4 separate regions of the Homo sapiens genome follow, and regions 2, 3 and 4 are each linked to region 1. Evidence: chromatin contacts called from ENCODE Hi-C or POLR2A ChIA-PET data. All regions are on one chromosome and are shown on one strand. Each heading gives the region's core, a stretch centred on a gene start or an enhancer-like site at or near the end of the contact. The rest is flanking DNA. Distances are from core to core; before and after follow the strand shown.

Region 1 (7,943 bases), core at 2,149-4,648:
TAAGGTGTTTGAGTTCTTGCCAACATTTGGGGAAGCTGAATGAGATGCCTAGAGGAGGGTTGGCCCATCCTTTGCTTAAAGTTTTCTTTCCTTTTTTTCTTTTTTGTTTTTTTTCTGTCCTTTAGCCCATGAAGAGCATCATGCTTTTGAAGGTGGACGTGGAAAACACTAATTGCACTCTGTAAAGAATTCTTTGTCCTTTGCTGATTGGTTTTGGAAACGGTCTTAACAGGAGGGAGAGTGAAGAGAAGACTTGCCGAAGCCGATGCTGGTCAATTTAGAGTGGGTTTCTGTCCTTGCAGATGGGCAATTAGGACTCAAAGTGGCAGGTGGGGTGGGGGGAGATTGTGTGGGTTTCTACCGTCACATTACTTGCTTTTTAAAAAAAACACACACAAAAAACTTTTTTTTTGGCTTTCTAAATTCTCTGTTCTTTTCACTCTGATTTTTTTTTTTTTTTGCCGTTTAAAATTCCTTATTCAGCCTAATTATTGTTTTCTACACTCCCCTTTCATTGAGGCACAAGAAATGGGTTTCCCTTTAAGTAGCTCTGCTGTACCTAGTTAATGAGAATATGCATAATCGTGACAATACTGCTTTTGAATACCACACTGTACAAGGAGGAACACTAGCTTGGAGAAATCTGTCTTCTGATTATTTGTTGTGACACATTCCTATGTACTGTGAGCTGGGCATTGTTTTTTTCTGTCCCAGGGAAAAGAAAAACCATACTTAATGTGATTTTGCACTGACAGCACACAAATCTTTAATTTTCCTTTTTAAAACATTTTTTTTTAGTGATAAAAGGAAAATAATAGTTGGATTGCATAACATGAAAACTATAATCACAATTCAGTATCAGGATATAAATCAAGCTCTAAGTCTTTGGACCCTCTGTGGAAACATTTCTAACCCGAATTTTAATTTGGCCTTTTCAACCAAAGGCTTAGAGTGGTAGCAAGGGATTTCTTCCAATAGGAAACCTGATGTTTCTGATTTAAAGAGAAGGTGATATTTTAATTGTTTGAATTAAGCTCCTTGCAAAGTTCGGGTGTGTTTACCCACTTAGGGCTTTCTTTCCCAGTCAACGCTAACACATTTTGTTAAATGATCCCTTTCCCTGCTCACATTGTGTGTCATTTCTCATCATCAGTAGTCCTCCAGCCTGGGCAGCTGTCCCCACCCTTTTTCATGTAGGTGCAGGAAGTTAAATCTCATTTCCAGGATGCATGTGAACATTTACAAAGTTGAACTTTGAGTGCATTCTGCTCATATGAATTATTGGGATTGTTGATATATATTGTATTATGCTACCAAAGAAATATTGGTTTTATTAGAAGGAAATGGTCATCCTCTGGACCATGGAGACTAGCTCAGAATACGCTGATTTCCCTCTCCTGACTTTGCCAAGCCTTTGGCTGCTTTTGCCTGATAAAGGGCAGGGCCATCTGAAGACACTTCCCCCAGTCGGCTTTGGAGTCACGGGAGCTAGTGCCTGCTCACACATTTTTCAAAAGGGCAGTGCACTCAGAACTTCACTGTACCTGGGATTTTTAATTCCTCTTGCAGTGTTGACCAGCAGAGAGACTTGAGGCTACTTTAAGCCTCCACTATGTGTTTGTAGATAAAATTCTCCATTCAAACATTTTAAAGGACTTTGAACATTATCTGCTTATGGAAGTTGTGCCCTTCACTTGGTTAGTAACCACCTCAGCCATAATACTTACCATCATAGGTTTCTTAAAATGCTTTTTTTTTTTCCCTAAACTTGAGTTTCCTTAGTGATTTCAAAATGAAGTATAAGAATATCAGATCCAGTTAGCAAAAGCCTAGGACTTGTTTCTCCAAACATTGTACTAACATTCAACTTGTTTTAAAATTATGACTCAAGAATTTTAAAAAATTATTCTGGACATGAATTAAAACTTTTTTATAATATAAGTATTTTTCTGATTGAAAAAAGGATATAATTGACTTCACTCTAATTGTCATGTATATTTCCATAAGTAAATGGATTTTGAAGTATTTTTATTTTTTGAACTTTATTTAAAGCATTTGTGATGACATGTTCAACTTTTGCATGTATGTAGCCTTTGAAGTAAAAATAAATAGGAATGTTAGGCTCACGTTAATATTTCTAGTTTCTGTTTATGATCATGGAACATGACTAGCACACAAAGTAGATTTTTGCCCCAGTGAACTTCTGCAACTGTTTCTGACCCTTTAGAAAATACCAACTGTGAGAAGGATTTAATTTGCCTAATGTTAAAAACCTATCATCTAAATTACTTTCAGAGAGGATTTTGTCAGATTTTGGTTTGGAAATTGTTTTAATTGAATATTTAATCATAATAGACTTTGTATGAACTAAGCTGATTTAATCAGTTTAAAAACCTCTCATTACCTTCTTAGATTAAAGAAGCTAATACTGTTTTGAGATAGAAGGAAATATTTTGTGGGGCATGTGACTTTTGTGTTAAGGCAGTTTACCCATCTTGGCTGATGTGGGGAAAGTGCAAACTTCCAGTAGAATCCCGGTCTTTTCATCCAAGTGCTTGCAGGGGCAGCCTTGTAGTCTGCAAAGAACCATGCAGAAACCAAAGAGCTTGCTTTTTTGTCTTTGTAATTCCTTAGGGTCTGTGATATATGCCAGGAAATCTGATTGAAACTAATATGCTTTTTATTCTCCCATTATTCCCTAAATTGTTATATCACAGGCACTTGCCTACATTGGGAAAGTAAGGACAAATAATACCCATTTAAAGTAACTTGCCTATATTTTGACTGTCTTTCGTAAGCACTTGCTGAACTGCTGACTTAACTCAGTTTTAAGATTTCCTCTTTCCCCCCAACTTTTCCACATTTCTTAAATGAGGGTGTAATTTACTGCAAACATGTACATTTAATATAATATTGCTGTTAGATTCGTGGTACACTTTATGAAGCAAAAACATGAAAAGGAAACCACAACTCTAATAAACTTTAAATTAAAGATTAAGATGACTCTTTCTCACCCCTCTTCTTGAGTTTAGCCCATGTCTACACCATGCACACAGTCACAAGACTTTATAGCTTAGAAACTTTAGGTATAATTGGGTCCTATAGACATAATATACAATCCACCAACTGAGCCTTGGCCGAACTTGTCCCTTGTTAAAGACGTAGGGCTAGCCAGCCACAGAGCTGGGTATTGAAGTCGGCAAGTTGTATCCCGGTGCAGGCGTCCTTAAATGGAGAGTACTCAGAATCTGCCAGCCTTAACCTGCCCACTAGCCACCCTAATCAAGCATTAAATATCTGATCCAATCTGGCCACTGGTGTAACTCCGTAATCAGACATCCTGTTTGTAAACAGCTCCTCCTTCTCTCCCTCTCCCTCTCAGAGACAGAAGTGGTGCTGGGGTTTGGAGTTTGAAAATAACCTTCCTATGACAGGAAGTGGGCTTTTGCTATTAGTTGCCCAACTCTTAGAGGATCCCAGCTTGTGTCTTTAGACAAAACTGACAGCCTTTGGAACGATCGCATGGTGGCGCTGCCTTCCAGCCAACAGTTCTGGCTCAGCAGCAGAATTTATCCAGCTATGTTTGTAGAATTTTTTTAAGATCCTACTGCATTTTGCTCTTAAGCTTTTATAAAAATTTGACGAGAAAATGTAAAAATGATACTTGGCAATAAGACATTTAGTTTTCATGCACCTAATAAAAATGTGTCAAAGCTAGATCGCTCCAGATGTGCTTAAAATATCTCAAATCCTAGGCTCTCATTGGCCTTATAAGTGATTGGGAAGAAAAAGAATAAAATAAACTCACATATAGGAGATATGGAAAATATTTCATCAAATATTATGCCCAAAGAGAGAAAATTAGGAGTTGATTTTTTTTAGCACTCTGAATATGGAACTTCCTTTTAAAAATGTAATTCTACCCTTCACCTTTCCTACATTGTATGTTTCTGTGAGATTTTACTCATTACAAGTGAAAGTAGAGGACTGCCTGTGAATTGTTCACTTCTGAAAAGAATATATTGAGATCAGTTAAAATTACTCAAGAGTTTGGTGACTCAGGATTGTAAAAAGCCTGGATCTCAACAGCTGGGAGGAGTCAGAGGGTGAAGTGGGAAAAAATAGGGACTGAGAGGCAACGAAAAGTCCCTTTGAACCTGTGGTCATTTATAGCAATTAGAGTGGGTTGCCCCTCTACTTCTCCCAAGAAGAAATCCCAAATAGATTCCTTTCATGTCAGATTATACTGTTCTGATTTTATTTTCTATTATTTTTACATATACATCCAAATCTAAGAATACTTATTCAGATTGGCCCACTCAGGCCAAAAGTCACTGTCTTGTGTTCTAGAAATTCTTTCATGTTGCTGACATAAATCCATTTTTAAAAGAACATTCAGGGACTCTTAGAATTTTAGAGTGGAAGGGACCTTTGAGATCATCTACCAGTGCTTCTCACCCCTTAGCATGCAGCAAAATCACTCAGATACTTACTTATTATTCACATTTCTTGACCCCAGCACTAGAAATCTGGGAGGATATCTGCATTTTTAACAAGTGCCCTAGTGATTCTAATGCTGATGGTGCTCAGATCGCTCTTGGAGAACCCCTGATTTTATCCAACTCCCACATATGACAAATGAGGAAAGCCTCCCAACCCTAAGCTCTGTCAGGTGACCTGATTCCAATGTATGATACCAACAATCTTATGAAGGCTGGAGAAAACCATTAATACTGAGACTTGAGTAGATGATGCTCGTGAATAAGAACTTTATGGCTGGGACCACAGCAGTCATGGGAGCCCATCCCTGGAAGTCCATAATATAAAGCCTTTAATACAGAGTGGTGGTTTTTCTCTTTTCTAAATACCATTTCAGTCTGTTAAGAGAAAAGAAATTAGTGTTCAGAAAAGTAGTTACTCCATATGTGCAGTAACTACTTTTCTATAATGTCTTATGGCATCTGGGGTTCAGCATCATTGAACAAGATTAAATGAACGTTATAGAGCTATAAAATTGCATGTAAAATAACACAAAACTGTTCAAATGACTATCAAAGTAGCCTGGGAATGAATTTCCACTAAAATTAATTGTCACTTTCAAAACGTAGCTTAGCAAAGCTGTTACTAAACTGGAGAGATCCTTTAATACATAGAAATGTCAAAAAAATCAAATAAGTATTCCCTAAACGATGTGAGTGATAAGCAAAAGTCATTGCAAAGTCAGTATTTTTTTGTTCATCATTGCTACTGAAATTCAGAGTTCCATTGTATATGTGTGTCTTGAGTGTACCTTATTAGAATATCCAATACAATAGCTTTTGGATATTCTATGCTTTTGTGTCCTTCAGAAATCATGAGATTGAAGGAATCTGTGTTAAATGTTTTTGTTTTGGTTGCTGCCTGAAAAAAGTTACCAACTCATTTAGTGAAATGCAAGATTTCTTTATGAAAATTTCAATTTCTAATATCGAAGTCAGATAATTTTTCTTGAACTTTTATTTTGGAACAGATGTTTATTTCGGATCTATTAAAGTGTCAACTTTGCATTATAGAACTGAACATGAAGTAAATTGAGTGTTTCTGAGTTTTCTATAGAAAATTTATGCTACCTCTCATCTTTTCACATACAAATAAGCAACTTTTAATGAAGGCTTAGGGTGAAAATTTTAATTTTAGCACTTTACATTACATGATGAATGGTGAATATTAAAGGACTTTGAACATTTTAATAAACTTACAGTGTTTCTGTTTTCAAATAGAGGTATTGATGCTGTGGATATACATTAAATTCTCCCCAAAGTTCTCAGACTTTAATCAGATAATGTGGCTTACAACCATTGTTTTTGTTTTTAAGTTTTAACACTGTCTTTTCAGTATTCATTTAAAACAAGTCACCATGACTTTGAATATATTCTCATGGAGAATTTATTTCAATGATTATATAAAAGAATTTCAAAATTTAAACTAGTGAGCATACTTTAGCTTGAGACAGCTAACATTATTTGTCCCAAATTTAAAATCTTACATTGAAAGTTATTAATTCTTTAGAATAGTCTTACCTGTGTAAGTTGAACCAGGTTTGTTTGATTATGTTTTGGATCTGCTTGTGCCCCCACCCCCCTATTTTATACCATCTGTGCCCTGTGCAGTTGGGGACCCTTTCACATCTGGCTACAAGCTGGTGTAATGCCCTTCCTTTTGATCTGGCTTCATCTAGTGATTTGCTCAGTATTTTTAAGGTCAGACTGAAAACTTTTCTGTTCTAGTTATTTTTGATTTTATATTGTGTGTTGTGTTTGATGTTCAGATACATGTGAAAGTTGCTTCTATAAGTCAGTATTTTTTATTCCAGCCTTTTGCAGCAATAAGGTAAGACTAGACTATACTTTTCTTACTTGAAAAGGTAGTGATTTATGTGTTTAGTGCAAATGTTTAGACTGTTTTGCAATTTTCTAATTTGGGACTATATTGCTATGAATTTGTGCTTCTTCATTTTTCAGGGTAGTAGTTCACAGGGTTTGTTTAAGTGTTAGTTTGTAGAACTTTATTTTGAGATCTTTTGTAATCTGTTGCTACTAATTCTCATTCTGTATTGAGGTTCTTATAGTATAGAAATGTCATTTTCATCCTCCAGTTTAAAAATTTCATGCAGTTTAATCAACCACATCACTTAATCATTATTAGATTTCCAGTGTGTGTGTGGTGATTAGAATAACCTTGTTTATTACAACACATATTAAAAGTTTCTGTCCAACACCTCTAATATGTGTGACGCTGCTAGCATGGAGTCTGACGCTTAGTAGGTTATCTGGTATTCTGATGGGGAGTAACTGTTGTTATTTTTACACTTCCCTGTTGAACACATTTGATAATAGGGCTCATCTGGGTCTCTTAGAAAACGTATCTTGCTTATTTTAATTCTTTTTCTTTACCCTCTATTAAGAATGGTTCCGTTTTAGAATAAGTCAATTACTCTCGTTGCTCTTTTGTGCTGCAATTTGCTGGTGAGATTCAGTTGTCCCCTGTTTCGGCAAGTAAAGTGAATTTACTCCTCCTTTCTGGCTGTCTAATATATTCCTTTAAAAACAAACAAAACGTACCAACAAACTCTTCTTCCATTCATCTGCAGACTTTCCTATCTCTCCCTGCAGAAACAAGCAATTCAGGATCTTATGTGTGATGCCTAATTAATTTTAACACAGCGAATTTAATGAAATCGTTGAAGAGCAGGGCATAACACTAGGAAGGCTTTAAAATTTCATAATGTTTCCCTCTCATATTTGCATCTGATTACTGCCACCATGCATTCTGTGTGTACTTTATCATCTAGTCGTTATTGATGCACTTTTTGGAATGTGTTCTCGGTTGTTCTATTAGCATAGGTTCCTCTGCCTTGTCACCTAACGTACAGTTTTCTTGGAAGCCAAGACCATGCATGCCTTTTCTTCCTCAGTGATCCTTTCGCTGCAGTAACTGCTATTAAAGAACTTTTAACTGCTTTTCGTTAATGAATGCATAAAAAAATCTCTGGAATCCTACAAGACGATGGTTCTTTTGTTACATGAAGAAAAGAAAAAACAGTAGCATTTGCAAGGGCCAGCAAGTTAAAATATATGTCATTAAAATATGTTTCTATTTCCCATCATCTGGCTAGGCTGTGGTGCTGACTAGCTTATTTCTTGCCAGAGAAAATAAGTTTAAATCATAAGCATATTTAACTAGCAAGCATAAATCATAAATTCTTTATAATCGTAAGCATGTTGAACTCTGGTACCATTTGTACAGATGGCAGGGCTAAATGTGTGTGCTCCTCTAAGCATTAAAGATGTGGACAAGCTCTTACTCCCCAATTTCCTCTTTAACTCAGGAAACTTAAATCATTTGTTTTTTGCACATATAGGATTATATAAAGTATGGACCTAGAGAAAGGTTTCAGATCTTAG
Region 2 (7,943 bases), core at 2,502-5,001, 670 kb after region 1:
TCAAGAATGTAAAAATGAATATTGTAAAGTAGCAAAGGAGAGCAAATGCTGAGTAAGAAGAAACTCCCCTAGATGCTTTCCTGAGTTACGCATTGACTGGTCATATGTAACAAATTCAGGATTTCAGTTTTCCTCTACAACATGATTTTAACTCTTGGAAATTCAGAGTTGTCTTCAGGTATCAGGATCTTGCCTAGTGCAGTGGAAAATAAGTTAGTCTTCTTGTAGATTCACATTTCCCACTTCTCTGTTCAGTCTAAAGGGAAATCAAATTGACTTTGATGAAACCAACTTTGTTTTCCATTGAACCGAACTGAAAGAAGCTAGCAAACTTCTGTGGTTCAAGTAAAAACCACCTGGCTTCTTTGAATGATCTCACTGGGTGGGGGGGGAGGGGGGGTTATTGTCATCAGAGAGTGATGCATCAAGTACTTTGCTCAGATTGCTGGATTCATAGATCCTGAAAGCATCTTCATTTGCTTCAGTGGACCCAAAATTCTCTAGTCTACGCTTCTCTTCAGTTGTCCCTTTCTTTTTTAGAAGGGATTTCTTATGGTTTAGGCAAATTGATAGCAGTGTTGCTTGAATTCTCCTTGGTATTCTTACTTAATAAAGGTAACATTGCTTTGACCTTGATTTAAGTGTTACTTCATAGATTATTTTCACCTATTTTCTGTTCCCTTGATTTTACACTCCCCTAGTAATAGTTTATAATTAAATAGTACTGAACCTTAAAACAGGCATAGTCCCGAAATGCTTCACATATATTAACTCATTTAATCCTCACAAACAGTTTATGCTAGTATTGTAGTAGTATTCCCAGCATAGAGTTAAGGAAACTAATGCCCAGAGAGGTTAAATGATTTACCCAAGGTCACACAGCTAATAAGAGGTGGAGTCAAGGTCCAAACCCAGGCAGTCTGGCTTCAGAAGACTTATTCTTAACTGCTGCATTATACAGCCTGGTTAGAGGCAGCACTTCTTATTGACAGTTTGCTTTCTGCTTGGCAGTGGATGTAAAGAAAGTTTTGGAGAAAGCCTGACTGGGTAGTGAGGACATTATTAATATGTTCTTTGAACTAGCCACATGTCATCTGAGCCTCAGTATCAGCACATGTGATTTGGGATGTTAACCACTTTTTACGGTTGTTAGAATTAAAAGGTACACCAGGCAAGACACAGGTGGTTTACCCCTGTAATCCCAATGCATTTGGAGGCTAAGGTGGAAGGATTTCTTGAGGCCAAGAGTTTGAGACCAGCCAGGTCAACATAGCAAGACCCTATCTCTGCCAAAAAAAAAAAAAAAAAAATTCAGCTGGGTGTCGTGGCATGTGCCCATAGTCTTAGTTAATTGGGAAGCTAAGGTGGGAGGCTCACTTGAGCCCAGAAGTTCGAGGCCGCAGTGAGCTATGATAATGCCACTGTACTGTAGCCTAGGTAGCAAAGCAAAACCTTGTCTCTAAAAATTAAATAAATGAATGAGTAAATAAAAAGTACATCATATAAACTGCCTAGCCCATACTAGGCACTCTTTAAAAGCGTTAGAACTTCTTAACCTACTTAGATATATTTATTTTTCAAGGATGAGTAATTTTAAATATCCAAAAATTTCCAACCTTCTACCTAGGAAAAGGAGTTGTGACTATGCAAAGCATTGATATATCCGAAGAAATTGTTCTGTAATAGAATGTTTTAATCAGAAACCTCTGGTAAAAAGTCCCACACAGAGGGGAGGGCATGGCAAATTTTTTCCATAAAGGGGTAGACAGTAAATATTTTCAGCATTGCAGGCCATACAGTGTCTGTCACAGCAACTCGACTTAGCTCTGCCATTGGGGTACAAAAGCAGCCGTTGACCATGCGTAAGGAACAAGGAACGAGTATGGCTGTGTCCCTTGGACCACAGTTTGCTGTACCATTTTTGGTGTCACCAACATATTTTTAGCTGAGGAATGCTTTTGTGGCCCCGGACATAGCTATCCAGGGTTATGTTAGCTTGGATTCACAGAACCCTCAAGTTAGTCATATTTGAGGGGAGATATCCACGTGTGTCATGCGCCCCCCCCCCCCCGCCCCCATGATTTCATTGACCAACCATGGTTGCTGTACTTCCTTGATCTTGGGTTCTTCCACCCAGTTTTTAGGGTTCAGACTAAGGGAGAGGAAGTGACTTTGCCAGGTAACAGCTTTCTGGTCTTCTGCAGCTCCAGATTAATAAGCTGTAACTGTTACAGAGGCCAAGCTTGGTTCTTCAGGATAAAAATCCCATCTGTCAATACTGTGCCACTGTTAACAGAGAGAGGGGTTCAGAAAAAAGAGAGGTGGGGGGGACTCACAGGTCTAAAACTGAAGCATATTTTTTTTTCCCTCCTGAGGAAGAAATATCATAACTGTTGGTAAATCAAAACCAGAGATTTGACACTTTTCTGTGATCATTCTGCAGCATTTGTTCCCAAGGTGAGGTATACCACAGGGCCCTTGATTTCAAAGATAAATACTGTACAAATAACCATCCTGTTGTCTTTCCCTCACCGCCAACAGAGGGACGCTTTATCAGAATCAGCAGATACCCAGTCTATTGTATGCATTTATTTCCCTGTTTCTTCTGAAAACAACTTGCAGTTTTAGTGTTGATTTTTTTTTAATCTATCAACCATGAGTTATCATGTGACTGTTGCATTTGTTAGTGCTAACTGATAGCAGCAGGTGCTCCTGCTAACTCTAATGAAATCGTCCAGCCCTGCATTGCTTGGCATCCTCCGATAACAGAAAAACAAAAACAAGTCCCGTATCATCCAGAGTGGTGTGAAGCTCATCGGCGTTCTTCCATCTTCTCCCCACTTGAGTCCTTTCTTTTTTCTTCTTTTCAAACCAGGTGAAAGACACAATCTTCACTAGTAAAAACGTGGATTTGTAATTCTTCCCTTTCCTCCCCCTCCCTTTTTTTAATGCTCATGTAATGCATTGGCAAAATGAGGAGTAGATTTGAAGGTTAAATCCTGACCACATTTCCCTGTTTTTAACTTAGAAGGTAAAATCAAATGCAGGCCCATAGTTTCACAAACACCAGGTACTCTTATGTGCTTGGGGGAAAATGTTTCCATTTCTCCTAGTTTTTCTTTTAAGTGACCACTTGTATAACGTCTACTAAAAGTATCATTTGTATCCTTGCTTAGTATCCTATTTGAAAAGAATTTTTTTTCTTTTGGTGATTTCTCAGGGAGAAAAACTTCATGCAGAACAAAACAAAAATTCCCTTGCTTGTTAGATGTATGTAATTTATGAAAGCCAAAATAAACTGTATATGTGCTGTAATGGAAGACAGAGAAATGTTGAAGAAAATGCCCAGAAATGGAACTTTGACCCTTCCCGAAAGGTCGAGGGCTGTAGACAGTAGAGGACATTTCATTGGTAACTTGCTTTTTAAAATTTTTTTCTGTGAATTTTACTTTTCAAAACTGTGAAGAGTTTTGTGTGAAAGAAACTACTAAGTGTGCTCTGTAATGTTTTCACAAGTGTTTTTATCATGGTAACATCTTGTTTACTTTAGTTCCCTGCCTAAAACTACTTGGAACATGTTAAGAAAACACTTCAAGAAAGCCTCGACAAAGAGGCTTTTGTTTAACAGCCACCATGAGGCAGCGTGGATCACAAAGGTGTTAACTTTCAGCCCCTTAAGCACTTCCACATGAAATTCCAGCAACTATGTTTGTGGTTTTGGAAAAACAAAGTGTATGTTAAAGAAACCAGGTATATGCTAATACATGTCGAAGGAGGCCGGATATCATAAATTGTTTCAAACCCATTTGTGGCTCTCGGCTTGCACGCCTGAATGTTCTGCAGTGAAATTACCTCTAGTTAGTGTAGGAGACTTCAGCCATGTAGAGGGAATAGCTGTCTATAATTGTGGATGTATGCAAATCAAATTCCAGCCTCACAATTTAAATCTCGAGAAGATGAGGATGAAAATTTTCCCCATCAGATCTGAGGTGACAAGTCTTTGAGTATTGCAAAATGAGCTGTATATTTTTATGAATTTGACTTTTCTACTTATCATGCATTTTTTATTGGTTTTAGAAAAATAAAAATAGGGTGTTACCAAAAAAAATTTTTTCCCCCTTTTAATGTCTTTTTTAACCTTTCTGACATTGCTTAGGAGTTCAAGACCTTTCTTAGTACTCGAAGAGGTCAAAGTGGCCTAAATACCACAGTGCCCTCTAGTGATATATAGAATATTAGATAGAAAAGTTTAGACAAGTTTGCCAAAGATAACAGGCCCAGTGCCACCTCTTTGCTCAAAAGGAAGCAAATAACATTTGAACGCATTTTTTTTCAACAAACAGATTTTAGTTAGAAATGCAAATTAAATTTAAATTTTTCTTGTAGGCTTTGAAAACATTGGAAAATTTTTTGAATGTCTACTTATGCAATTAATTCTACATATAACTGCATATGTGCATGCGGTACATCTATATCACTGTAGATGCATTGTTGAGTGTTCTTATATTTTAAGAGCCATTAGTTAGCTTAGGTATTTCATGTGATCATTTCCGGCATGTAATTAGAAGGCATTACTTAAAAGACAGGGATCATCTTTGCTCCATACTTTTATTGACACTGTCTACCATATTATGGCCATGTCTAAATGGTAAAATTTATTATTAGCAATAGTGTCACAAAAGTCTGAGACAGCGATTTTCCTTTCAATAAAAGTAGTTAAAAACCTTTTAGAAAATCCATAATTTTGATTGCTGGTACTTCATAAACGTATAACTGGTACTTTTTAGCTGTCTCTTTAGGGAAAAATGAGTTTTATCACCTGCGGTACCTGGGTTAATGAAATTGTGTGTTGGAATTTAGCCAGGATGAAAGATGAGATCATTCCAAGACACTAATATTGGCAACAGGTCTCATAAAAAGCTCTGACTCTTGAGTGAAGTATCATTAGATTTTTTTATTATTATTATTTTATTTAAATTGAGAGATTAAGTTAGTTGTCATTTTCAAAGCTTCTGTACTAGCGAGATTCTCATTTGGCATTACGTTCAAAACCCAGTGACCTAAAAACCTGTACGGAGCCAAGAGAAACAGAGAAGTGTCCATCAGTGCCTAGTACAAGAATTTCCTTGCTTCAAATTTCAACTCCAGTTCCTGTTCAGCCCTTTACAAATCACGACTCTCAGCTCAAATTTGAAATAATGCTGCCTTTTTCCCCCGTGTTCCTCCTGTGTTTGATTGTTTGTGGATATTAGCTGTCCAGGAAATCCCATACTTACAGATATAAATCCAGAATGATCTTGTTTTTCCGCAGCCAGCCCAGGATGTATTAGACAGTTATGATGATTTGTTAATTTTTGTGACCTGTATTTATTTTATGTGTGCTGTATACTTCGAGGCTGGAATCAGCTGTTGAAATGCTCTCCGTCTCTCACAGGCAGAAAGGAAGCGCTCTACTTTTCCTTTTCTGCTTTGGATTTTCTTGCTTTATTTTTGGAAGGTTTTTTAAATCTCTTCACGTCTGCTTTTTATGCGCTTCTTCCATATGGTGATAAACAAGAGGTACATTGTGTTTGATAGACTTAAACTCAATCCTATCAAGGGTGGGTCTTTGGAGATGCATGAACAGGGTCACATTCTTTCCAAATGTGTTTTCCATCCATGATGTGTCTTGACTGTGTAATTCTATTCTCGTTTTTATGGTGATATACATTTCCCCCAAATAATATATTAATCCTCAGATTTAATATGTGTTTCAGTAGAATTCTGCCTATTACAGATAAGAAAATTATATTATAGTCTTGAAGAAGAATAAAAATCAACTGAAGTTAGCATTATTTTTTTTCTCTTATACCCGTCTTCATAAAGGGCACTCCTTATGATTCTGGTTTTTTTTTTTTTTTTTTTTTTTTTTTAAATCAGGTATTTGTTTCTCTCCACCTCTGATTCAGTTTCTATTCACAGAGACCCACTACTGCTCCTGAGTCTCAGTGTCAGCTCACTGGCTAAGAGATGCTGCCAGTTTTTGATGTCTCAACTTAGGATGGTTATAGAATAATGGAAACTAGGGCAGTCTACCAAAAAATTAAAGAAAAAGTAATAAAAATTCAATCCTACCAAACAATCTATATTTATAGTAGCCTGTTGTTTTTATAGCTGTATTTTAGCAAGATTTTATATTTGCATCAATTTCGGTCTGGAAAAATGACACATGCCAACGTTCATAACCGTTCCTGATGTCTCCACATTTTCCATAGCCCTTTTTATTTCAACAGCATTTCACTGGGCTGCATTAGAGGCCATTTGAATATTTCATTTCCTATTAATTATGCACTGTGACTCTCAGTGTCATTATAAAAAAGAGCCCTAATGTAACAAAGGATGAAAAGAACCATCAAGCAGTGTGACCAAAAGAAAATATTCCAAAGCTTGTCACGTATGACCGGCTTAACATCTCTAATTTGAAATCCATTGCATTCATCTTAAATTAAAGCTTAAGGAATCTACCTTTACCTTGTTTCTTTTGCTGCATGTTTTAGGTGACTGAATTTTTAGTTAAAATATTAATGGATTCTGAAGGTAGAAAGTCTTTCTTTTTTAAGTCGTCAAAATGTGCACAACGTTAAGTATTTAGTTATATCTGTAATTTTTGCATTTCACCTTTAAACCCTGGTTAAAGACATAGCTGTTAATGAAAACTGTGCACTTCAGTTAATAGGTTAATAGCCATTAACTATTCAGCTAATAATTCTTAACTATTAATCACTACAACTCTCTTTTCATTTTATTGGTGTTACGGAAGAAAATATAGTGTAGGTGTTAATTTATCAAAAAGAACAGGATTATCAGAATTTCATATTACATTTCTAGCTTTCAGAAAGATCATCATCATCGTGATTAAATAAGGCAAAATCATTTTTTTTTTACTAATCTCCTTGATTATAACAGGCTCATGTAATATTTTTTTTTCCCAGAGCTATTTCTGCTGACCAAATTATCCAGTGTATGGTAGCCGTGATCATTTTAAAAACAAAACAAAATACAGTGGCATTTTTAACAAAACAAATGTTTGTCTAACATTTGAATTCTCCATTCTTGCAGAAACAATTGTTTTGCTTTAATTTTCTGAACTTGGGGGGGGATGTAGGGTTCCACTTAAAGTCCACAATGCTGTGTTTTCTTTATGTTGGTTAGATAAAGGAAACTTTAAACTATAGTAAATAACCAAAAAAAAAAAGTGAAATTCCCAAAGTCAGCTTGGGCAACATTTGCTGAACTCCCAAGTTGAGCACGGAAGCATGCCTAGTGACAGTGACCTACATGGTCACTGAAGATGTGATATAATTTATGATATATATAATATATTGGATCCATTAGCGAGCATAATGAAGTAGTGAAATGAAAGGGTATTTGTGAAATCAGTTCAAACATCCTGCTAGGATTATGATTAAATGATTAATGAAATGCTCCTGCATAAGCATTTTCAAACAGTAATTCATGCAGAGGCTGATAAAAATCCTCCAATCATATTTCCTTCAGTCGTGAACCTTATCTCGACCATTTTATATAAATCATGAAATACGTTGTCTGCCGGCAAGCTACTTATTTAGATTAGTTATAAATGTGCAGAAAAAGGGAACATCTTTGCAGTATAAAATAATCACGCATAATTATATTCATAATTCAAGCTTGTGACAGATTCCATCTTTCTTATTCTTGTTGTCCTTTGCCTTCCTTCTGGCTTCATTTGATTTCTCTTATCTTGATGACATAATTAACTGCTGAAGCTATGGGAAAAAAAAAAAATAAGGAGTCTTAGGGAATCCAAAAGGGGTTTATTCATTTATATATACACAACAGCAGTGCAAAATCACCATATGTGTTAATCCACAAATACTGTGTTTAAACATCATTAAGGACATAACTGTGTCCTGCAAAAGAGACAC
Region 3 (7,943 bases), core at 1,654-4,153, 570 kb after region 1:
ATGACAAACAACCAGCTCTTCAGGTAACAATTCTTTTTCTTTTTAAATTGACATTATACCCTTTGGGATAAGTGACAAGCAGTTCAGGAGTGGATTGTGTTGAGCATTGCAAATCATGTAAGAAAATCTTCTGTGGAAAGTGCATTTTTGGTTTACCAGCAAGTTGTAACATTTTGGGGAAAATGTGTATTTGACCAAAAGTTTTATTGTCAGGAGTAAGATCTGCTGATTAGTGAATATAATAGAAGGATAAGGAGTTGTAAGTGTTGAGTTGCTAATAGGCAGTGTAGGTTACCAATGAGAAAAGTTCATAGTACTCAGAATTGTCACCACATTCTCTTATGTTGGGTCTAGAAATGGCATAAACACACACAGACACACACCTTACTTTAGTGTAGTCATCCTCAATTGGGAAGATTTTGGCGACCCCCCCACCCCCCCACCCACCACCAGGAGACAATGGGCAATGTCTAGAGACGTTTTTCGTTGCCACAACTAGCAGGGCAGAGGTGTTGCTGGCATCCAGTAAGTACAGGCCAGGGATGTTGCCAAACATCCTGCAATGCACAGGACACGACACACCGTGATTCATCCCAGAATGTCAATAGCATCAAGAACTATGACTCGGCCTGAGGAGGATGTGGTACTTTTAACATTATGGCTTGTAATGATTATAATATATACCCAATTCTTCAGTGGATATGTTCAGAATGTTTCTAGGTCAATAATTTTTAAATGGCAAGAAATTTTTATGTAAAGATACAAAAATGGTTGTTCTAGCAACTTCTGATTTCAGGCACATTGAAGGCAAGGGCTTAATGGAGTAGAAGAATGAGTAAGTTTATAAAAATCTAATTTGGGGCCAGGCATGGTGGCTCACGCCTGTAATCCCAGCACTTTGGGAAGCTGAGGCAGGCGGATCACTTGAGGTCAGGAGTTCGAGACGAGGCTGGCCAACCTGGTGAAACTCCATCTCTACCAAAAAATACAAAAGTTAGCCAAGCTTGGTGGCGGGTGCCTGTAATCCCAGCTACTAGGGAGGCTGAGGCAGGAGAATCGCTTGAACCCGGGAGGTGGAGGTTGCAGTGAGCCAAGCTCGCACCACTGTGCTCCAGCCTGGGCGACAAGAGTGAAACTCCATCTCAAAAAACAACAAAAAAAATCTAATTTGGGTTTTTGACTCAAAGTAGAAAATTGTAATAGAAGTTTCAAAGAGACTTGAATCAGGGTCTTCATGCTCACGTTTAAGAGAGGGCACTTGGCACCCGGGTCCTAAGTGGTTCAGACTACTTTCATAGCTGAAGGTGGGCATCCTTGTCACAGGAGGGGACAGAATCTATAAGCGGTAGCTGATAGGTATATAACTTGGTGCCAATTAATTGGATAATGAGGTCAACCTAAATTCTAGCTTGTGTTTACTTTTCACAGGTCAGGGTGAACCACAGCCTGTTCCCAGATTATCCCCAAAGATCAAACTGACCTTGACCAACAAGTTCTAGTTCTTCTACATGTACTTGGGAAACTGTCACTTTCCAGAGAGAGTTCAGCACTATAGTGACGCTTTATTGGAAAAGTTGACAATCTGCCTTGTTTACTAACCCTTCTGTAAACACTTATTTGGTAAACCATCACCAGACCATGTGCCTTGGAATGCGTGCGCATGCAGGGGACATTTTTAATGAGGTACAGTGCCATTGAGGGCCCATGTCAGGTGCTATAAGAAGTGCTTTGTTGTGCAGATGTCTTAAGAACAGCTCTGGAGGATGAAATACGACTATGTTGACCTTTCAGCTGTGAGCTTATTTGTCAGGATTCAAATAAGTTGAAAGGATCAAACTGAACAGTTTCCGTAGTCAGACTGGGAATTGTGTTTCAGAGGTCAGCAGCGGAGGCCACATTGCAGATTCCATAACATAGCCAATTGTTGGTACATATTAAAGTACTGGGGCATCTCCTGTGGACAGAGACACAATTAAAATTCTAATTTATTAATGTATACAGGGAGCTAGCCCAGCCTGTCACTCAGTGATTCAAATGATGGTCCATTCTTTTTGCCTCCCTCTTGGAGCTCTTACAGCCTTAAAAATACCCCGAGTCCTCTTGAATTCATCAGGCCTCAAGTGCATTGGGAAAATGAAAATATATTATTGGGGGGGAAATCTTACACATAGTAGAGCTTTGGTTAGAGATAATAAAAAAACACACACATACACAATCTGTCTGATCACACTGCTCTTCAGTATTGAATATCATTTGTGATTTTTTTTATGGTAGAATTATTTTCCCTCATACTTGCTTTTTAAAAACATATGGCATTTTTAGGTAACTTCTTTTCCAAGATGAACGAAGTTCCTTGAGGGCTAAATATAAGAAGTAAAGTTTCAGGGGATTTCCTTTTGAGGGCTCTTTTTCTTCTTGCCTGTTACAGGGTTTTTAGCCACCATGCAGAAGTGGATGATATAGAGGGCTCCGTTTTTCTTGGCAAGGACAGTGTCAAAACCAACCTCACACATTCTGCTGAGCACTTCAGTCTGTATAAAAAGTAGGGGGAGAAGGGGTAATCTTGAACGCTGGTTTTGGTAAAGAAGATGTCTTGAGTTTTTCCCCTACCCCCCAAGTAGAGGAATTGACAAGCAGAGAATTTAGACCAGCTTTAAGATTTGGCCGGGGGAAATAAATCTAAAAGGTTGGTGGACTGGTGTGTGTGTGTGTGTATCACAGACGATTGCTGAAGGACCCCTCAGCTGCCTGATAGGGTCATGCACATTCAGTAAGCTTTATTAGGTTGGCTGGCCTTCCACAAACAGAGGAGAAATTACTATCCTAGGTCACATGGTATATTACCTCATTATAAAAATATGCATATAGACTGGTGATTCACAGAAGGAATAACCTTCATATTTAAATATATCTTGCCATACTGCATCCTTGCTGAGGCGTCTCCGCCGGAGTGGCTCTGAAATGAAAGGGAAATCCTACAGCAAATCTTAACAGTGCTCATCTCTGATCTTCTCACCCTTCATAACTACACTGAGAGACCGATTTTAGCAAATTTCAGATCTTCTGCATAGAGGAAGGCTTGACAGGGAAGAAGGATTTGATCTGCTGATAGCTTGAGGGAAAAAAAAAAACCCCCAAATCCCCAAATATACTGTGACTCATATTTTAAGCATATCTCACACTTCCCTGCTTTATGTTTGGCAGCGCTCTCTGGTTTCACAGGCTGATGATACAAACAAAAGAAAATGGAAAGTTAGAGGAGGCTATAAGTGGTTACTCGATAGAGATCATAAAATATAGTCAAACATCACCAATTTGGTCTAATTTCAGGGAGATGAGAGTAAATAAGAGAGAAATGGCACTCTTTGCAGATCCACATACTGAACCAAATCTGAGCTGGTCACATTCTTGGGTGATGTGGTTTATTAATGAAGGCATTAATCGGGTATAGATATTGCTTCTGAAGTTCTTGAGAAATATTCTACTTAGTAACCAAAATTATCTTTTTACTTAGTCTGTTCATTTGCTTCGCAAATTTTTTTATGAATGATACAAATGAAAATTGAAAATTGGCCCCATCATAAATTCAGAATCAGAATGATCTGAATTAATTAAGTGCAAGTTGGTGAACATTTCCAAAGCAGGCTGGGCATGGTGCTGGTGTTCATGGGATACAGAACTGTTGAAGATACACACCCTGCCTTCAGGAGGCTTATGAGTTGTAAACAAATTAACAAGATTTTGCTGCAAAACGAAAATTACAGATGAGTAAAAATAGTAGGCTCTTTTTTTTTGAGATGGAGTCTTGCTCTTTCATCCAGGCTGGAGTGCAGTGGAGCGATCTCGGCTCACTGCAACCTCCGTCTTCCAGGTTCAAGCGATTCTCCTGCTTAGCCTCCCAAGTAGTTGGGACTACAGGCATGCACCACCACGCCCAGATAATTTTTGTAATTTTAGTAGAGACTTGGTTTCACCATGTTGACCAGGCTGGTCTTGAATTCCTGACCTCAGGTGATCCACCTGCCTCGACCTCCCAAAGTGTTAGGATTACAGGCATGAGCCACTGTGCCCAGCATAGGCTTTCTTCTATAAATATTTATATACTTCTGAAGATTGCTTAAACAAGTGAAATAAATGCTTAACAGTGCAGGTGTACTCATAACCTCGAAAATGCGTAACTTTACTGGCTGAAGATTAATTTGTGAGTCGATGAGCAATTTTATTGATCAAATTTTGGAACTTTGACCACCGTTTCTGGGTAGTAATTCATCTTGGTTCTTTAAGCATTTTAGTTGTTGGCACGAGTACATAAACTGGAAGGAAATCAAATGACACATTTTCTCCTAAGAAAGTAAGAGTACATGTGTATTCTGGCAGCATTAAAGTTAGGAAAGAAAGTAAACTTTGTGTGTTGCTTACAGTGGAAAGCTCACCAGCTTCAGGCCCTCTATAAAGAATTTGAACCTGAAGCCAGTCATCTGATAGTTTTCCTTCCTGCCCATGCCCTTCCTTCCAAGGTGATGTCATGTGTGAGCCCCTTACTCAGAAGGCCATTTCACTGCAGGGAAAGTGAAACCCACTTAGAAGGCCGGCCCTTTAGTCCACTTGGAAGCTCAGGGTGATCATGTGGATTCTTGCTTTAAGTGGAGGAGGTTAAAATACAAGATTCAGCAGGTGTTTTTTTAGCATTTTTATTTGCAGTTATATAAAACATGCTTTAGGCAGCATTTTGCTTTGCATTAATGCCGCATATAATCTTAGTAGCTCATATCATTTCCACGTTATTCACTAAAGAAGAAATTGGCAAGAGGAAACCTGTAAAGGAAACTACAACTTTATGTTGTTGATAGTGAAATGGAATGGTTTTGAAGTACTGACCCTTAAGAAATAGCCCTATGCACTGATTAGTAAGGAGGATAATTTAGGAGAGAGAAGCAAACTTTTTTTTTTAATGTCTAGAGTTAACATAGTCTAGAATTGGCACCCCTAGCATTTTAAATTGATACAAAGCATTGAAATTTTGATATCTTTAAGATGTTACTGTTATCACATGACTTTTGAGAATCCCAAAACCCTAAAAATAAGTCTCGATAAGAAATAATAAAACAGAAATATTTTAGAAATAGTTCTTAAGCCTTTCTGATTACATGCACCATTACAAATATGATAGAAACAGTGACCCCTCCTCCCAGAAAAACGCACATGAACACAGAATGTCACATCCAGTTTTAGGGATTTCATGAACTTCAAGAAGTTCACCTTGGGGTCCAGGCTGATACTCCTGCTTTAAGATTTTGTTTTTCTTTGATAGTCTGTTTTGTCCTTGCCTCCAAAATTTTGGTGCAAGTTGTAATATAATGAGTTCGTTCGTTTTTGTTATTTCAACTTCAGCTGTGCATAGGTGGCCCTGTGTCCCAGTCTGCCCAGGACAGCCCACTCCATGGCTATTGATTGGTTTTGTTTATTCATAATTCCCACTCTTGAAGGTATCCCCAGGTACAGTGGCTCACACCTGTAATCCCAGCATTTTGAGAGGCTGAGGCAGGCAGATCACTTAAGTCCAGGAGTTAGAGACCAGCCTGGGCAACATGGCAAAACCCCATCTCTGTGAATAATACAAAAATATTAGCCGGGCCCGGTGCCTGTAGTCCCAGCTACTCTGATGGCTGAGGTGGCAGGATTGAATGAGCCCAGGAGGTAGAGGCTACAATGAGCCATGATGGTGCCACCGCATTCCAGCCTGGGAAACAGAGCAAGATCCTAGCTCAAAAAAAAAAAAAAAAAATCCCTATTTGAACCAGGTGCAACTGCAGTGGTGTGCACCATATCTCAGCTACTAAGAAGGCTGAGGCCAGAGGATCTCTTGAGCTCAGGAGTTTGAGGCCAGTCTGGGTAACATAGCAAGACTCTATTTCGATTAAAAAAAAAAAAAAGTGGCCGGGTGCAATGGCTCACGCCTATAACCCCAGCACTTTGAGAAGCCAAGGCGAGCGGATCACAAGGTCAGGTGTTCAAGACCAGCCTGGCCAACAAGGTGAAACCCCATCTTGCAAAAATTAGCTGGGCGTGGTGGCACGCACCTGTAGTCCCAGCTACTCGGGAGGCTGAGGCAGGAGAATCGCTTGAACCTGGAAGGCGGAGGTTGCAGTGAGCCGAGATCACGCCACTGCACTCCAGCCTGGGCGACAGCGAGACTCTGTCTCAAAAAGAAACAAAAAATAAGGAACTCAGTTTGGACTTTAATTATATGATCACTAGTTTAAATGTATCTAAGAATTACAATGCAAATGTGATGCTAATATTTTATATGTAATCATGTCTTTGCCACCACATGCAAAGTGTGATAGATAATGAATGTTTAGTCAGTGCTGAACGTGGGCCAGCTCCTTAGCTACTCTGTAGTATAGGCAGTGTCCTTAAATCATTTAATGGATGAGGAAGATGGAAACAGAGAGATTAACTGACTTGCTACACAGCACAAAGGTAGTAACAGCACCAGGATGGGAAGCCAGGTTTTTTAGAACCACAGATAACCAGTGTGCCGTCAAGAGGTTAATTATTGCCTCTCTTTTTATGTGTGTTTACTCAGCACCTACTGAGTGTCATATTTTCCATAAATAAGTAAATTACGCTATTTTCCATATTATAAGCAAAAAAAAGACAGCTGAAACCAACAAAAATCAGTTCCACTATAAATATCTGGATTTCAATTAAGAGGACTCAGATCTGCATAATTACCCTAAGTATATCTTTATTTGTCTGTGTGTGTGCCTGTGCGTGTGTGTCTCTGTGTGTGTCTGTGTGTGTGGTGGGGACAGAAAGGTGATCAACAACAGCAAAGCAAAGTTATTTCTTATTTTCAAGTCTGAAGTGCTCTTATGAGCGTCCATGCGTTTGGAACATGGACTAGTTTATTATAATCATTGTTGGGGCTAGGAGGTGGAGAGGGACAGGGGAAAAACATACTTGACTGGTCAAAAATGTGTAAATTGCTGACAAAATGACACATGTAATTAAGAGTGCTCCTGCCATTTTACCTTGTGGTTTACACCTCCAGTGTTGAAAAAGAGAGTGACTCCCACCTCGCTAATTACCATTATCACTAAAATGCTAGGGTTGGAGTCATTAGTTCCATGTGCATTTAATTAGAGGAAGGCTGAAATTGGATTTAACTTATTACTTTTTCATGGATCACTTTCTTGTCATCACTTCAAATTGGATTGCAGCCCCAGGTAACTAATTATGAGAGCCACAGGATCAAGAGTGAAAAAAAAGGTAATTAGGAATAACACTGTCGGACCCTTGCTGGTCGTCCACTTGTGCTTCAGGGAAAGAGGGGGAAAAAAAAAGAAAACGCAAGCCATATTTTGTAGTATCACGGATTAAGGAGTTAGGGGCATGTACAGTTGCTAGGCATCATGGGACTCTGTCACCACCCATAGTGGTTTCTGTGATATACAGCTGAGTTGAAGATGTCGAAGCAACGTGGTTCCACAATCAGCTGCTTAATAACTAGATTGAACTTGTAAAAGCAACAGATTGGTTGTAGGTATGAGGCATCTCTACAACTGTGTAGACTGGGGGCCTCACATATATGATTACAACAAAGCTGTCAAGATGCCTCTGAGCCAAAGTAGAGAATATTTTAAGTATAGGGAGTTAGAATTTAATGAACATATTAATGCTCCAGAAACATCATTCATATCTGACAGAAAGATGTATCAGTCAGCACAACAGTCAGGTTTAGGGTTTATATATCAGGACGTTTTGTCAAAGTTTCCAGCGTCCGGTAATGTTCAGGATGTTTACTTTGCTTTGGATTTGCTCCCTCCCACCCCTCCCCAAATGTTGTGGATGGGTTTCCTGAGGTTCCATTTCTCCTTCCATCCCTATTGAAAATTCTTTAAAATAAATTATATTGTTTCCATATGCAGAACAGAATT
Region 4 (7,943 bases), core at 2,210-4,709, 550 kb after region 1:
TTCAGAGTTGTTGGCATCCGTTCATCATATTTCTAGGTGAAGTATGTGTAAGTGATTATAGGTAATAAATATCTTTTTTTTTTTTAACTTATTGCAGAGGCAGTTTTTCCACTGTTAATGAGGGTAATTTGACTTGGTTGAAGGATTGCAGTTCTTAAGAATTAATGCAGTAATCCAATTCAAAGATTTAAAGAGATCTAAGATTTTTCACAGGTCGCGTGCCAGTGAATGTGCTCCTATCACATAGCAGCTAATGGACTTGAACGCCAGTCTGTCATTTACTGTTCCCTCACTGCATAGCAGCTTTGCCCTTGGTAGTGAGTATACTTTCCAAGCATTGCAGGTTATTTAGAAGTGTGGTATATTTGTATCACTTTTGAGAGATAGTATCCTATTTCCCACAGCCCCTAATTACTATAAAAACTGGGGTTATCTTTCTTAATTACATGTTTGAATCCTAATCTGCTAAGGTCTGAGGAATATCAGGCTCAGAGGAGCTGCCTTCTCGCCTTTCTTTTTCAGAGGAGGGCCTTTTATTTTTTTTAATGTATTTTTAAAAACTAATTCATGTATCATTGTATTCGTACATATAGGTTAATTCACGTGAATACAAAGGTTACATGCACTGTATTCATGACTTTCCATTTTTGATAATGATGTATTATTAACAGCTAACAATATTTTGTAAAGGCTTATTTATAAAGGATGTTGGAAGTGTTCTTATTTCCCGATCCCATTACGTTCCTAAATATTAAAAATCCCATTTTGAGGCAATTAGAAGCATTCGCTTCTTCCTCCACGTGTGTTCTCCAGACAGCGTCACCATTCTGCGCACACAGGAACCTTTGTTCCTTAATTAGAAAAAGGACTAGAGCTCATTAGTTGTGGTTCCTTGTGGTGTCTGCTCAAACACTCAGGCAATAATACATTACAAGGAGAGATCCAGCCTAAATCTGAGAGGCTCTCCACAGTTCCAAGAACTGTGAAAAGATAAATATATCTTGGAGGGTCCTTGTAAGGCCGTTCTCACATCCTGCACTGTCCTTGAGGGCCTGGCTGGTGGGTGCTCATCAGTTTTAAAGTCAAAGAGATTTCTGTATTCACAGGAGGAGGGAAGGGGAGAAGGCACAACTTGTATAGAAATCTAGAACTTTACCTTTATTGAAAGCCCATGGTCTTGCACCAAAAAAAAAAAATAATAATAAATAAATAAATAAATAGAATTATCTTTTGGATTTTTTGGTAGGTTAGTGGGCACCATCCAGATGCATTCGGATGTTATTGAAGGTGGGCGAATTGTTGACAAACATGATAGAAGACCAGATACCTTAGGCTGATTTTCACTGCTGGCATTGGACATCGGAGGAGCTGCATGAGCTTTGAAAGCTAAAACTCCCAAACTGGAGCCACAAAAGCTTTAGGCTGCATCAGTTATCAACAAAGAGCCCTGATTTCCACAATCAGAACAGGCATTTCTCCAGCCTCCAGGAAACCTCATGCATCTAATGTTCCCCAAAATATTAATAGTACAAATGGTGGACCCATCTCACTGGTTAAGATTAAGCTTCCCGCAGCAGAGAAGTGAGCAAGTGAAGTGAAAAATCTCAGACCGTATGGAGGATGTTTTGCTGTGCCTTGGCTGGGCTGGCGAGGATGTTTTGCTGTGCCTTGGCTGGGCTGGCAAGGATGTGCTGAAATATAAAGGGATATGGAGAAGAGAGCAAAGTGTCAGTTTGAAAGCCAGAGATTGGAAAATAGAGCAGTTATTTTGAGGGTCAATTCACTTCTCTTTGAGAAGGTTTATCCAGTCAGGTAGCTAACACCCTGGAAGGAAAAGAACTCAGAGGCCGCTAGGCGTGTCTGAGATACTCTCCCACCACCCACTACACTAACCCCCTCCTCATATCTTGCCTTCTCTTTCCATCCCTGCCAAAGGATAAATTGCCCTCATCCTGCTAATGCTAATGGAAGACATTATTAACAAAAGGGAGTGCTTCATAAAGGAAGCTGAGATCTGGCAAGTGGAGGCATGACATCCTTATGCTGATAGTGGTACAGGTCAGAAATAGTGAATATGGAAACAAATATTTCACTGAAATGTTCTGCCATTTAAAGGGACATGTCTAGATAGCCATGTACATATATACTTTTTTCCACCAGTAATCTTTTTTTTTTGTTGTATTTCTCAGAGAAAGAAAAATAGATTTTAAAATGTAAAAACCTGTTCTTCAATTGCGTATGCAAAAATCTCACTGCAGTGTTTATTCTAAACCTGCTCTCATAATGTTCAGTCAAGGAGAAAACAGCAAAAAACAGTTGTTGATGGACTTAGCACAGAACTGGATTAAATAAGCATTAGTCTACTGAAGCTGATTACAGGAATATGAAAATGCAGTATCTTAATGGTACATATTTTTATGTGGCAGCTCAGTTGCCTTTCATTTTGCAGCTAATATGTCTATTCTTATGAGTCATTTACTTCTTTAATTACCTTTTGCAGGCAAGGCACCATGGTATATTAATGTGAATGATTTTTACTGCCAGTTTATCATACAATGCCCCAGAAGTTGAAAGGCGTAATTGACTTGGAAGAACAGCTCATGAAGGAAACAATATTTAGTTGACAGTTTTCCTTGTACTCTCTGTTGACGTTTATGAGTTTACACTATGCTAAAGGAGTAATAAACACAATTTTCTTTCAATAACAGGAAAGGGTAGCTTCTAAAATACATTTGTGGAAAACACATTTGTTCATTTCTTGAATAATATGAAAATAACACATTTCCAGTGATAAGACTTCTCAGATTGCCAATTGAATTAAACCTTCAAAGGTGCATTTATAACCTGTCTCAGAGCATTAGGAGATATTAGGGTTCATGTGATTGAATCTACTTAATGAATATTTAAATTATAAACAGATTTAGATAAATCATATTTAACTCTGGGTGTTAGGGTGAGACAATTTGGTCCTGCGCTCCCAACTTCCAGGAGAAGGAAAGGCAGAACGGGAGCTTGGGGATTGGGAACTGTCTGAAGGAAGATTTTCTTTCTCCAAAGGGAGGGAAAGTCTGACAGTACATTTTGGAAAAGTAAAGAAGGCATAGTCGATGCAACTCCTTATATGGCCTGGCCCTTGAAGAGTTAAATAAAGATTTGGGTGGGTCGCTGCCGTTTTGGAGCCTGGAAAGGTGCTTTGACTTGACTTGGGCAGTGTTATTTTAACCATCACTTCCACAGTCCCCTTGGCCTTAAGCTGGTTCACTGGCTCTGGGCAGGCCCTGGTTTGGCACATTGGTTCAGAGGGAGTTAAACTTTTCACAGTTTTCTGGGTTGTTTGCAGTTCAGTCCTGTGCAACATAATGAAAGTTTTCTAGCCATCTGTTGTTAAGCTGGCGGTGAACAAGGCCAGTATATCCAAACAAAGTTCTGGCCTGCTGTAAACTGAACCTGTCAGTTTAGCATAGCTTTGCTGACCCCTCCAAGGAACAGGGCAGCCCTCGGTACCAGGCACTCACCGCTTAGAACTTTCAAAGGGGAACTATTTTGGGAGTAGGGGGTAGGGGCCTGTTTACTTTTTTCCTCTGTGTTCCTCTCACTGGCTTGGACTGGTTTATACTTAATCTTTACATGTACAAATGGATATTGGTCTCCCCTCCTTTTGGTCCCCCCTCCTTTTTCAGAGGGAAGGACATTTCTTCTTAATAGGGGATTATAACTTTTTTTTTTTTTTTTTTTTTTTGAGACGGAGGCTCACTGTTGCCGGGCTGAAGTGCAGTGGTGCGATCTTGGCTCACTGCAACCTCCACCTCCTGGGTTCAAGCAATTCTCCTGCCTTAGCCTCCCGAGCAGCTGGGACAACAGGCACGCATCACCGCGCCCAGCTAATTTTTGTATTTTTGGTAGAGATGGGGTTTCACCGTGTTGGCCAGGATGGTCTCGATCTCTTTTGACCTCGTGATCCGCCCACCTCGGCCTCCCAAAGTGCTGGGATTACAGGCGTGAGCCACCGTGCCTGGCCGGGGATTATAACTTTTAGAAGAAGGTAGGATTGTCTAGAAATGTATGTGAGGTGGCTGTGATTCAAAGGGAAGTTCTATGCAGTTATTTTTGTTTCATTATTTTGTCTTTCAGTGTTGGGGGGTACAAATAGTCCAGGAAAAGAAGTGCCTATATTTATTACTTAGCTTATATAGTTAAAGTTTTCATAGCTTTAAGAGGGCTTTTCCCCCCTTTCTGCTGCATTTTGTATTTCATCATCAGAAGTTAATATACAGCATAACTTGGCAGAGCAGCAGTTAGACAATACTCCCAGCTGTATGGGCTATTTCGTGCTTCTCTGTTCTCATTTACAAGGTGTATCTTTGGCTTTAATTGCCCAGCTTAACCTTAAAATAATTCCATTGTTTCGCTGTATTTTTTCCTACTGTAGTATATGTTTCATTTTCATTTTCTGTTTGGCAGTATTTCCTTGGCTATATATGAAATGCTCCTATACATTTGGATCCTTGAGCTATCTGTCTATCTACCTACCTACCTATCTCAATACCTATCTAACACTTCCCCTAATCTTTGTGGGTTTCCTTTTGTTAATGATACCTTGGAGGTGCTGCTGTATTTTTCTCTTGGCCTTGCTATCATGTATTTCTTGTCCAGCCTTGGTTACATTTGTGCCCTGTTAAGAGAGGGCCCTGGGGAGCCATCATTAAACCTTGGTGTCCATTCGAAATTGTAAAAATATCAAGGAGAATAGCCACCGTTTTTGAATAATTATTTTGGCTGCTCTAACGGCCACCTTAGTCTGTCTAGGTAGAAGCAGACCACAGTCCCACACAGCAACAAAGAAACAAGATACTGAAAGCCTTTAGACAAATGTCTGAAGCACCAGTGTGAGCGGGTTTGGGCTCAACTTCAGCTGCAATCAAGAAATGGACAAGGGTCAAGAATTCCATAAATGGGGGTGGGGACAGAATAGGCAAAGGAATAAACAAGGAGACACCCAAGCCTTCCCGTTTAAGGGACAAGGAGTATTACAGCTGTGAAAAATATTCAATTTAAAATTTAAATGAATGCACTTACTAGGAAATACTATAGAGTCATAATCTGTTTGTGAGGTGACTGACATATAAAGTGTTTTTTTGTTTTAAAGTGAAAAAAAAACATCACACACACACATATTCGGGGTAGACTTTCGGGTATAAAATGTCAGGTGCAATGTAACGTGTACTCAACTCCAAGAGTCAAGCAAATAACCTTGGTATTTAGGATGTTGCCTTTTAGAACATGAAATTGTATTTTGTTGTGTGTCCTTTTTTTTTTTATTTAGAGGAGGACTACATTAAGAGGTCACCTATTAGCTGTGTTTTTGCTGTCTTAAACTCAGCCCTTCTGTCTATTAAAATCAAACCACTGTGTAAACATTCCGTGTTGTTCTTGGTCTCTACAATGGCCACGGGGATCAGGTTTCACCTGCCTGCACATCTTCAAGCAATTACAGCAATTAGCGTGAAGCCATTTCACATTCAAGGATTCAAGGTCTATGGTGACATTCAAGTCCAGGAGAAGTCTGAAAGGGAGAGGAGGAAGAGGCCCAGAGCGAGACGACTATTCCATGGCCCTGAGCAGACAATTTCTCTTTTAAAAATGGTGGCCCTTTAATGATGTTATTATGAGGTTTTTAAATGACATATCAAAAGTTGTTTATATCACAAAAACCCAACAGTCATTTAATTATACTAATGAAGGTCTTTATACGTGTCAGATTTTTTAAAAAAGACTTCTAATGGCCATGAGAAATGGACTGTTGCTGCTGCTTGCATCACAGCAGTGGTGGCAGCATTCTTTGTAGAGGAAGAACATATTTTATAATGTATAAGGGAATTTGCATTTCGCTTTTCACGGCAAACCTTTCTGTGTTTTTTGTAAATCTAACAATTGCAACAACATGGAATATTTAGTTGGGAGATGTTTGGAGTAAGTGTTGAAAGCAACTATGTTTGCTTGCTTTTTTTTTTTTATGGTTAGAGAACAACTGTGGCGACTTTCACAGATTGAACTAGTACAGTTCAAAGGAAAATCATCGACTTTAGCACATCTGATAGCTATATAGGCATGGCAGAGGTGTCTTGAAAAAACACTCTTAGGATCCAGTAGGGCTTTGGCTTTGTTTGTTTGTGTTGTTTTTTGCATTTGTAACTTAGTTACCCAGGACTCGTTTGCACAAGGCAAATGCTAAACTGATTACAGCTTTTAAAAATTGGTTTGTACATTTTTTAATCCATATTTTAATGTTGGTTTATTATGCAAAAAAAGAGGGGCACTAATTTTAAAAATCCAAGCGTGCTGCAAAAGAAGATCTTGCTTTGCAGTCCCAGAGGGTGCTTGCAATCAGGAATAACCGCAGGCTAAATTATAATGTGGAATTCTGTTGCCCTTTAACCTGATGCTGCCTGTTCACATTCAGTGTTTGTTAACAAACAGCTTTAAGAACAAAATTGTTGGGAGAATTACTATTTGATTGTATGCACTGACTTTATTGAAAATAAGAGGCTTTATTTTTTTTAATTGCATGTCTCTGAGAAAGTTGTGATAATTCCTTTACAGAACTGCCCTAGTTGGCTTAAAAGCTACTAGGTGTTAAGCAGTTACATATCTGTAGGACAGAACACATCTATTTGTGTGACTGAGGCTGGAACATTTGTGTTCATTCCATAACTAGCCATTTTAGGGAACTGGACTGCTTAGAGCTCTCTAGCCCCATCTCGAACTACTTATAGCTCTTCTGTTGAGAGATGGTTTTCCTGACCGCCCACTTTCATGGCGCCCAGGCTGTGTGCCTTTTGATACTGCAACGCAGAGCAGCTGCAGGGGATGCTAATAAAATGCAGGATTTTGGACACTGAGCAAGGTAAGAGTCTGCCTTTTTCTCCTGCCCCTTGAAAAGGGATTGCTAGGAAATCATTTCCTGGTCTCTAACTGGACCAGCTGAGTTAGAGAGGAACATTTGCATTGGATACTCCACCCCTCCCCAAAGTGGAGAAGGCAGGCGTGGAAGCACTGTGAGACTCAGAAGGGAGATGAGGCAGTAAACCAGATCTTTCCCATTTTTTCCCCCAGCCTAGTCTTCTGTTTCTATGATCTGCCTTTTGAACTGTTTTTGTGGCTGATCAGTTCCACCTAATATGTCTCTTGATTTCTGCTATTGTAATACTCAGGCGACATGCTGTTCTCTTCATTTTTATAAGCTTTAGATGCTTCTGCCTGTCATTTTCTGGCGGTTTATCTTCAGCGTCTGGATTTGCTTTCAGACTTGAATGTCTATCAAGCTGCCGTTGCTTTGAATGTGAGATCAAAAGAAGATGAATTCCAGTAAAAAATTTCCTTCTATGAAGAAAAGATTGGGGCCTATGTAAACATCCCACTGACAGCTCCCAATGAGTTATTTTAGCCGAGTATTAGCACCTGGATGACAGACAGTCCAGCATTCCATGCTAAATAACAAATCAGTAGCTTCTGTGGCAGAAGAACATTGCCACAAGAGCAATACATTTTCAGAAGGAATCCTTTTCTTCCTCCTTTTTTTTTTTTTTTTTTTGTTATTGAATATGGCTGTTCAACTCTTCCTCCTGTTTTTCAAGCTGACTTGCTGTGCCTTCAGCAGTTTACTTTTCTTCACAGTATTTGCTGAATTACTCCGGTGACGGAAGACAGGACTGTGACAATCATTTTGGGGCGGGTTAAGGAGTGTTCCATTAGGCAAGCTAGGCATCTGGAGATAAACAGGTAGTTTGGTTGATGGTGGAGAAAGAAAATGTAAAGGACAGCCAGTCAAAGCCAGATCCAGGGCATATCCCTGGAATACGGGACGATGTGTTCTTTAAAAATACATGTGACAAAATCCTCTAAAGTCTGCAAAATCTGAATTTTCTTCTTCTTCTTTTTTTTTT

Evidence for each region. A loop is a pair of places that touch in the nucleus more often than their neighbours do. ChIA-PET counts read pairs that join two places held with the same protein, here RNA polymerase II (POLR2A). Pooled maps may share reads with other maps.
Region 2: a map with no recorded cell type shows a loop between it and region 1 (16-fold over the local background). The contact joins two enhancer-like sites. A Hi-C loop is called at or near these places in 5 of 37 single-sample maps with no recorded cell type and 8 of 50 pooled maps. POLR2A ChIA-PET finds 5 or more read pairs at or near these places in 1 of 52 experiments (activated CD8-positive, alpha-beta T cell).
Region 3: a loop to region 1 is called in a map of IMR-90, with 2.9 times the contacts of the local background. The contact joins two enhancer-like sites. A Hi-C loop is called at or near these places in 1 of 168 maps with a recorded cell type or tissue (IMR-90) and 1 of 50 pooled maps. POLR2A ChIA-PET finds 5 or more read pairs at or near these places in 1 of 52 experiments (T-cell).
Region 4: a map of sigmoid colon shows a loop between it and region 1 (2.9-fold over the local background). The contact joins two enhancer-like sites. A Hi-C loop is called at or near these places in 1 of 168 maps with a recorded cell type or tissue (sigmoid colon). POLR2A ChIA-PET finds 5 or more read pairs at or near these places in 2 of 52 experiments (activated CD4-positive, alpha-beta T cell and naive thymus-derived CD4-positive, alpha-beta T cell).

What each region holds. Positions count from the first base shown.
Region 1 is chr3:71,676,911-71,684,853 of GRCh38, reverse strand. It overlaps EIF4E3 (eukaryotic translation initiation factor 4E family member 3), which reads left to right. Exons shown (of 7, transcript NM_001134651.2): 7 at 126-7,943. The coding sequence ends at 172. Among named protein-coding and RNA genes, the nearest start is that of EIF4E3, 45 kb to the left of the region's middle. Within about 2 kb of position 3,398, at least 9 of the 41 ENCODE cell types and tissues checked have a DNase peak (open chromatin) inside an H3K27ac peak, as active enhancers do.
Region 2 is chr3:71,003,284-71,011,226 of GRCh38, reverse strand. The region is part of intron 12 of FOXP1 (forkhead box P1); the gene reads left to right. Among named protein-coding and RNA genes, the nearest start is that of FOXP1-AS1, 280 kb to the left of the region's middle. Within about 2 kb of position 3,751, at least 6 of the 41 ENCODE cell types and tissues checked have a DNase peak (open chromatin) inside an H3K27ac peak, as active enhancers do.
Region 3 is chr3:71,104,616-71,112,558 of GRCh38, reverse strand. FOXP1 (forkhead box P1) reads left to right here. Exons shown (of 21, transcript NM_001349338.3): 7 at 1-23. Among named protein-coding and RNA genes, the nearest start is that of FOXP1-AS1, 180 kb to the left of the region's middle. RefSeq lists an enhancer at 6,657-7,943. Within about 2 kb of position 2,903, at least 4 of the 41 ENCODE cell types and tissues checked have a DNase peak (open chromatin) inside an H3K27ac peak, as active enhancers do.
Region 4 is chr3:71,131,052-71,138,994 of GRCh38, reverse strand. All of the region lies in intron 6 of FOXP1 (forkhead box P1), which reads left to right. Among named protein-coding and RNA genes, the nearest start is that of FOXP1-AS1, 150 kb to the left of the region's middle. Within about 2 kb of position 3,459, at least 2 of the 41 ENCODE cell types and tissues checked have a DNase peak (open chromatin) inside an H3K27ac peak, as active enhancers do.